Linked DNA regions of Homo sapiens: region 2 is linked to region 1. Evidence: chromatin contacts called from ENCODE Hi-C or POLR2A ChIA-PET data. All regions are on one chromosome and are shown on one strand. Each heading gives the region's core, a stretch centred on a gene start or an enhancer-like site at or near the end of the contact. The rest is flanking DNA. Distances are from core to core; before and after follow the strand shown. Region 1 holds the start of ZBTB7C-AS1 (ZBTB7C antisense RNA 1). Region 2 has its middle 77 kb from the start of SMAD2.

Region 1 (3,889 bases), core at 863-3,362:
CATCCCTGATGTATAAATAGTGGCAATCTTGATCAAAGAGCTCCAAGCTTGTAGAAAACACAAGCTCAGCAACCTACCAATCTCCCCCTTGCCATAGTAAGGGCACCTGTTTGCTACCTGAAAATGTAAGAACTCACAGCCTTGGGATGAGTGAGAAGTTGAACTGGCCGCAGGGAGAGACACCTGAGAGGGCAGTGGCAGTCTGAGGGGGGCCAGGTGGCCTTCTTGATGTGATATGAGGGATCCCTGAAAGGCCTCCCCTGTCCCAAATATCTGCTCCCTATCCCCCAAATCTGGGGTCCTGCATCTGGAATTCCACCATTTGAGACAAGTTTTTTTTTTTTTTTTTTCCAGTGCCGGGGGAGCAGTGGGGGGTCGTCTTTGATTGCAGACACCTTCAAGCAAAACGCACACAGCCATGAGAAGGGTGTGGTTCCCACCCTTCTAAGGTTGCCTGGGTCTTCCCTGCCTGCCAGCAGAGGCCTGGCAGCTTGTGGGCCCTGGGTGCTTGGGGCTGGAGGAGGTGGGGGGGACCCAGAAGGGACCCTAAAGGGGGCTGTGGGGGAGGGAGGGCCTCCTGGGCTGACTCAAGGTCTCCTTCACCAAGACCCAGAGGGCCTGGGGGACGGGGGCAGGGAAAGAGAAAGAGCACGTGCAAGATTTGAGTTCTCCAGGAGGGCTGGGAGTGGGAGAGTCCAGGGAAAGAGCTGGTGCCTCCCTTTGGCTAACCGATCCCTTGGAAGAGCCAGCTCAGAGAGGGGAGGAAGGGAGGGCGGGTCAGGAGACAGGGTGGGGCCGGGATGAGAGGAAACTGTAAAACCAACGGGGCGGATTCACGAAAAATTCCCGAGCGTGGTGAGGGTAGAGGGTGCTGGGCAGCACCCCAGTTCGCCGGGCCCACGCTCCTCCAGTTGCCCGGCCTGTTCAGACTGGTTCGCCCACCTTTCTCTCCCTGCCGGCCCCACTCGCCTGACCTCTGAGAAAGCAGAATCCGGGACATGAAGCAACCACAGCCGCTCCGCCCGGCCACAAGCGCCCCGGACTCCGTGCCTGCCCGCAGCCCCCTTCCTGCAGCGTTCACTCGGCTGCCCGGCCCGGCCCGGCCCGGGCGCCCCGCCCCAGCCCCGCCCCGCTCCGGAGGCCCCTCCTCTATCCCCGCCCCTTCCCGGGCGCCCCGCCCTCTCCCTCCACTCTGCGCCCCCGCGGCCTCTCTCTCCTCCTGCGGGAGCCATCGCCCTCCTCCCGGGCGCCCCTCCCCGCGGCCGCAGCCTGTTTCCCGGGCCTCTCCTCCGCATTCTCACATCGCTCCAGCTCGACCTCCCCACCCGCCCGCCTCCCCGGGAGGCCGCGGCCCGGCGCGGCACCGCCCCTGCCCACGGTTACCCGGTTACCGCCTGAGAGGCCGGCGCCTGCCCGGGCGGGCGGGACCCGCACTGACCCCGCAGGGGGCGAGGCGGGGCTGAGAGGGGCGAACGCAGAGCCAGACCCCCCGCCGCCGCAGGCCGCCCACCTCCAGGCAGGGCTTCGTGCCAGACCCGGCTGTAGTTATCAGCTGGGTGGAGGGCAGTGCCAGCTGCAGGCGTCCCCGAGGCGCAAACACCACCCCTGGCCCCAGCCTCCTTCCCTGCAGCCTTCTACCTTCTACCGGAAACAGAGCCACGGGGAGCTAAAGGAGGATCCAGCAACAGTGGAGGCAGGGACTCCACCTCAGAGGCAGGGCCGCACTGAAGCCCAGCTCACCTACCTGCTGGGTGACCTTGGGCAAGTGACTTCTCTATGCCTCAGTTGTTGCATCTGTAAAATTGAGATAGTAATAGTATTCACCTCACTGAGTGCTGCGGTTTGGTGCCTGGCACATAATAGGGACTTCATAGACAGTTGTTACTATTATTACCTCTTCCCCCACATTTGGGGTTTGGCAGAGGGATGTATTGGCTACATGGTCATTAAGGATCTGTTAAGCACCTCCTATGCACGAGGGAGATCACATGGTATGGTCCAAGAGTCTTGGAGTTAGATGTGGGGTTGAATCCTGGCCCTGTCACTTCATAGCTGTGTGTGACCTTGTAAAATTCTGTCTCCTCTCTGAGCTGAAGTTCCCCCACAGGAAAATAGGGACCGTAATGCCCATCTTCCGGGGCCAATGCTGGATTCAATGAGATAATGTACAGGGAGTGCCCAGGGCAGTTCTCAGCACACAATAGTGCCTCTCAGTAAATAAGAGACGCAGGATGGAGAGGACAGGCTCAGTTTCTGCTACAGAAGAGCTCTGGGCAGGTAAGACCTATGGGAGAAAAATGTCACTGAGGAGGATGAACGTTCATGCTCAGCATGCAGTCAGTAGGAAGGGCTGAGGGAGGGCAGGCCCTCCTGTCTAGGAGAATGAAACTGCTAAGGGTGGGATGTCAGGCACTGGTGGGGGATGTTTCCGAATGGGGCCCGTTGGTCCTCAGTGAAGCGGCAGCTACTGGGCCTGAGAAGGGATGTAGGGGCGCTGGAATGACTGATGTCAGCATCTGCTTTATTGGAGAGGCCCCAAAGATGGCTTGGCCATCTCTCTCCCATCCTGACAGGAGAAAAGAATGAAAAGGACAGTTGGAAAATGAGCCCTGAGCAAAATCTCCCCCCTTTATAATAACTGTGAATGTGGCTGGGCATGAGCATGGCCCTGGACAGTGGCTGTGTGACTCTGAAGCTGGGTTCCCTCATCTGTAAAATAGTGGGCTGGTCAGATGCTTTCTAGGCCCCTGAGCTCCTCCCTTCTTGAAAGCAACATTTGCTCTGATCCGTAGCAATGTGGGGGAGAAGCCACTCCTGGAGAGTGCAGGGCCCATCTTCAATCCCATCACCCATTCCATGAACTGGCTGGGAGCCCTCTTGGATGAAATGGAAATGGAGTGGGGCTTAACAGTGGGACAGGCTCCCCAAAGTAGCTCAGGAAGACCAGCTGTCCCACTGATTGTGTGATTCTGACAGCTGGAATCAGCCTTTCAAGCAGATGTCCAGCCCTCTTACAGACAAAGAAAGCCCAGAGAAGTGAAAGGACTTGCCCAAATTCATGTGTCTCTTGAGAGGCAGAGCTGCCTTTCAATCCACTGCACCATATTGCTTCAATTAGTTTCATTAAGAGGGACAACAAAAAAACCAGTAAGCTAGTGACCAAGGCCATCCAAAGTCTCTTTGAGTCCATTTCACGAATGCAAAATGGAAATGCCTTAGCTTCACTACCAGATAAGAAAGTGCTTTGGGAAGTGAGAAGAACACTCCAAACAGCCCAGGAGCTGCCATAAGCACTGTCTGGAGCTGGAGGGGGTTAACTAGGTGGACAGTTGGCGGAGGCTCCTGCCAGGTCAGAGGGGATTTGCCTTTGTGATCAGCACTGCAGGCTCCACGAAGAGTCCAAGGACAGTGGGCTCTGAGTACTAATATGCATTTTTATTCTGCAATAATTTTCATACTGAGTTCAAGAGGCACCAACTCCAAGTACATAAAACCAAATCAAATTAAATTAATTGATTTTATTGAAACCTGCTGCAGTTGTATTCAAGCCCACAGCCAGGGGCATGACCCTCATGAAATACCAAAGGGGCTTTTGAAATAATTAAATTAATCACACCCCGGGTTATGCACAAGGGCTTGCTCCTGGACTCACAGGCAGGCATGTTCCCGGTCCCAGCAACAAGCGGGAGAGGAGCATGTGGCCGCAACACAACCACAAAATGTGGTGCTGCCTAGGGGAGCTGAAGACTCAGACTTCTCATTCCAGGGTAAGCCTTTGTTCATGCTCTTTTGGCAAACATGCACATACACACACTCTCATGTTAACCCATACACACAGTCACAACACCACTCATACTCACACACATACATATGTATACACAAACATACT
Region 2 (3,889 bases), core at 1,034-3,533, 150 kb before region 1:
ACGGAGTCTTGCTCTGTCGCCCAGGCTGGAGTGCAGTGGCATGATCTCGGCTCACTGCAACCTCCACCTCCCTGGTTCAAGCAATTCCCCTGCCTCAGCCTCCCAAGTAGCTGGGACTACAGGCGTGCACCACCACGCCCAGCTCTTTTTTTTTTTTTTTGTATTTTTAGTAGAGACAGGGTTTCACCACGTTGGCCAGGCTGGTCACGAACTCCTGACCTCAGGCAATCCGTCCACCTCTGCCTCCCAAAGTGCTGGGATTACAGGCATGAGCCACTGTGCCTGGCCCAAATTGCTTTTTACAGTGGCTGGACTAATTTATATTCCCACTAACAATATATAAGTGTAGGGAGATGACTTCTTAACCAAAGACCTGATGTCTAGGAGTTTGCAGCAATAATGCAAATGACAACAACTGTATTTAATCAACTGTTAATACCACCCTGCTGGTGCTTTCTCCAAAGCTTTCAAGTTGCAGCCTCAGCAGATAATGAGGTATGGGTCGTAATTTTAAGAAAACCACCACCAGATGAAGAAGCTTGTGTCTGAGGTTAGAAGTGGAAACAGGGATAGCAGGCAGGATTGAGGGAAACTGCCCCGGGCTTAGGATGAGACCAGAGACAGGTTGGCTGCTGTGCGGGAGGGAAGCCACTCGGCTGGATAGGATGATGTAAAGTGCTCCCACAGCGTCTTGTCCACAGGGGGTGCACCACCAGCATCCTCCTTGGAAATGCTGGCCACAGGTGCCCTGTGTAGAAGCACAAGTGAGTTGGTGAAGAGCGGATCCCCACCACCAAGGACTGTGTGGAAGGAATGAGTCCACATCCCTGACTGATTTGGCCGACTCCGTGTGTTCCCTGGGCTGAAGTGAGTGTCCTGCTGGACTCTACAAGGCCACCCTCAGCGTGTCAGTTTCTGGGAAAAAGGTGGGTAATCCTAGGAGACTCTCTGGACGTCTCCTTCTTGGGACTGGCCTTGGGAGGCGGAAGGGGACCTGCTGTGGCCCACTGGGAAGTGGGCTGTGGCGCAAAGATAAATGGGCCCATGGAGCTGACCAGACAGGCAGTGTCTGCAAATGCAGAGGGTCTAGATCAGGGGTGTCCAGTCTTTTGGCTTCCCTGGGTCCCAATGGAAGAAGAATTGTCTTAGGCCACATATAAGATACACTAAGACTAACGATAGCTGAGTAACTTTTTAAATATCACAAAAAAACACATTCGTACTGTTTGAAGAAATTTTACGAATTTGTGTTGGGCCGCATTCAAAGCCATCCTGGGCCTCACGCGGCCAGAGGCCGCGGGTTGGACAAGCTTGGTCTGGATTCAGGAGGGTCTGCCTCTGTTTCCCCCCATCATTCTTGACCCCCGTTGAGGTGTTAGTGGATGCTCCGGCCGGGTTTCAGCCAAACACCTGGGTTCAGGCTGAGGTCCATGCTCAGCTTCGGGCCAGGGCACTGGAGCAGGAGTGGCACTGAGGGCCTGTCCTCACCAGGGTCTCCTTCCTTTGCCACCTTAGGCAGCTCTGGGATGTTTTATAGGGGAAAGTGGCATCTCCTCCCCTGCCCATGAGGAGGGTGGTGCTGAGTAAAGGTAGCCTCTGCGGGCAGGAGATGGCAGGGACCATGGGACCCAGCAGAGTGAGGGGTGCTGAGGGGTCTCAGAGCAGAGAGACTCCCTTGTTCTGACCCTCTCCAGCTGACTGCAGGTCCGCGAGCCTGGGGGCCCGGACGCTCCTCCATGTGCTTTTCTGCCCCACTACTAACTTCAGTCCACATCACAGCCTCCGAGAGTGGGGCTTCTGGGGCCATCCCCTCTGTGCTCTCCGCAAGCACCATTCTGCGGGACTTTGTAGAGTGACCCGAAGCTTCCGCTCCCTAGCCCTGTGCTCTTCCCCTCTCCAGTCCATCTCGGCCGGGAGTCGGGTCTCTGCCAGCCCAGCGCTCGGAATGGAGCTTTGTGGGGCTGGGGAAGCAACCTTTGCCAATGGGAAGGGGGTGTCACAGCGCCTCATTCCCTCCCAGCTTGCGCTCCTCGGAATAATCTCCAACAGCGTGCCTAGAAGCACAGCTGCTTTTGTTTCGGGCGTCGGTGCTTCCCAGAATCCCGGTGCCCGGACCCAGCCGCCGAACCGACCCCGCCCCGCCGCGGGCTTTGTTCCCTGCGCTGCGCACTGCGAGCGGCGGCCACGCGGGGGCGCTGGGCCGGGGGCGGGGGCCAGGGCTGGGGGTGGGGCGCGCCCCCGGGCCACCTCCCCCGCCCCTCCCGGCTCCTCCCCGCTCCTCCTCCCATGCCCCGGCCCCCGCCTCGCAGCTGGGCTCGGACTCAGGCTTAGCCGCAGTCTGTGAGCCTCCTCCCCGCACCTGGCCGGCCAGGCCAGCCCAGCCTACTTGTCTCGCTGCGCCCGGCTGCTGCCTCCGCTCCAGGGGTCGGCGCCGGGACCTCCTCCTCCGCCGCCGGCCCGCCCGCGTCTACACCGCACACCCGTGGCGCGCCCTCCAGGGGCGGTTTTTCTCCCGGGGTCCTAAGTCTCACTCTACCTGCTTCACGCTTAGTGGTCCTGTAGAAATACAGACGCGTCGTAGGCACTTAGTAAATGTCTGTTGAATGACTGTGTGTAAGCACTCGTCCGTTCTTTACCACACCTCATTTTTAAAGTTAATGGACGTTATTTTTTTCAAGCAATTTTAGATTCACAATAAAATTGAGCCAAAAGTACAAAAAGTTTCATTTCCCCCCTGTACCCACCCCCGAACAACCTCCCCCACTCTCGACCTCCAGACCAGGGCATGCATTGGTTGCCATTGTGAACCTACACTGCCACATCAGGGTCACCCAAAGTCCACAGTTTTCTTTAGGGTTCACCCTTGGTGCTGTACACTCCATGGGTATGACATGTGTAAGGCCATGTCATTCCGGTATCACACAGCATTTTCACTGCTCCAGAAATTCAACCCTCCGTCTTTCCAACTCCTGGCAACTCCTGCTCTTTTTACTGTCTCCATAGTTTTATGGAATCATGCTAATTTTCACAACCATCCAAGAGGTAGGAACTCTTCCCCTTTTGCCCTTGAAGACACTGAGGCTCAGGGATGTTGCCAGGGCCCTGTCAGCTTCCTGATAGGAAAGCCACTAAATTCCAATCGGCTACCAGTTTTCCTGCAACCCTGGCCTGGGATACTCTCCTGAACAATGAAGCCAGTAATGGCATGACCACAGCGCTGTCCCACCCTGGCCAGCAAACAGGCTCCCTCAGGGGACTCCACTCCTCTACCTGGACACTTCTGCAGGCGGGAAGTGGGTAAGGAGTGACAGGTGTGGACTGCCTTGCTTGGCTTCTGGGAGGAGCCATTTGTGCCTGCTGCCAGGCCTGCTGAAACATTACTAGGCTGGGCGGAAGTACAGATGGAAGCCCTGGTCGGTGGTCTGCCCCTTCCTTTCCCTAGCCCAGGCTCTGACTTCGCCGTAAGGATCTTGCAGAGCAGGCATGGACACCCAGCCTGCAGCCCAAGCTCCATCCCCACCCGAGAGCCAAACACCCCCCAGGCTAATCCTCAGGCCCGGTAGTGTGTACACTGGTGAGAGCAGACAGCTGCGGGAAGAGGACCTGCAGAGGCCCTAAAGTGGGCCCCTGACGGGAGGCAGAGCTCAGATAATAATTTTCGTCCATGTGGGCCCCAGGACCTTTGGGCAGGGCCCTGGGTACCTGAAGCATGATCCGAAAGGGAGGGCATGAGCTCCAGGTGGGCATGTCCCTTGACTTTGTGCTAGGGTTACCAGATTTAGTAAATTAAAACAGGAGTCCCCAACCCCTGGGCGTGGACCTATTCTGGTCCATGGCCTGTTAGGAAGTGGGCTGCATAGCAGGAGGTGAACAGCAGGTGGATGAGGAT

What was found. Hi-C counts contacts between places; a loop is a spot of excess contacts on that map. ChIA-PET counts read pairs that join two places held with the same protein, here RNA polymerase II (POLR2A). Pooled maps may share reads with other maps.
Region 2: a loop to region 1 is called in a pooled map, with 6 times the contacts of the local background. The contact joins the enhancer-like site here to the promoter of ZBTB7C-AS1 in region 1. A Hi-C loop is called at or near these places in 5 of 50 pooled maps. POLR2A ChIA-PET finds 5 or more read pairs at or near these places in 2 of 52 experiments (SK-N-SH and activated B cell).

What each region holds. Positions count from the first base shown.
Region 1 is chr18:48,160,604-48,164,492 of GRCh38, forward strand. It overlaps ZBTB7C-AS1 (ZBTB7C antisense RNA 1), which reads left to right and starts at 2,113. Exons shown (of 5, transcript XR_001753437.2): 1 at 2,113-2,277. All of the region lies in intron 3 of ZBTB7C (zinc finger and BTB domain containing 7C), which reads right to left. RefSeq lists a silencer at 1,033-1,232.
Region 2 is chr18:48,006,133-48,010,021 of GRCh38, forward strand. No RefSeq gene overlaps it. Among named protein-coding and RNA genes, the nearest start is that of SMAD2, 77 kb to the left of the region's middle. RefSeq lists an enhancer at 1,510-2,423 and silencers at 2,099-2,208, 2,219-2,268. Within about 2 kb of position 2,284, at least 14 of the 41 ENCODE cell types and tissues checked have a DNase peak (open chromatin) inside an H3K27ac peak, as active enhancers do.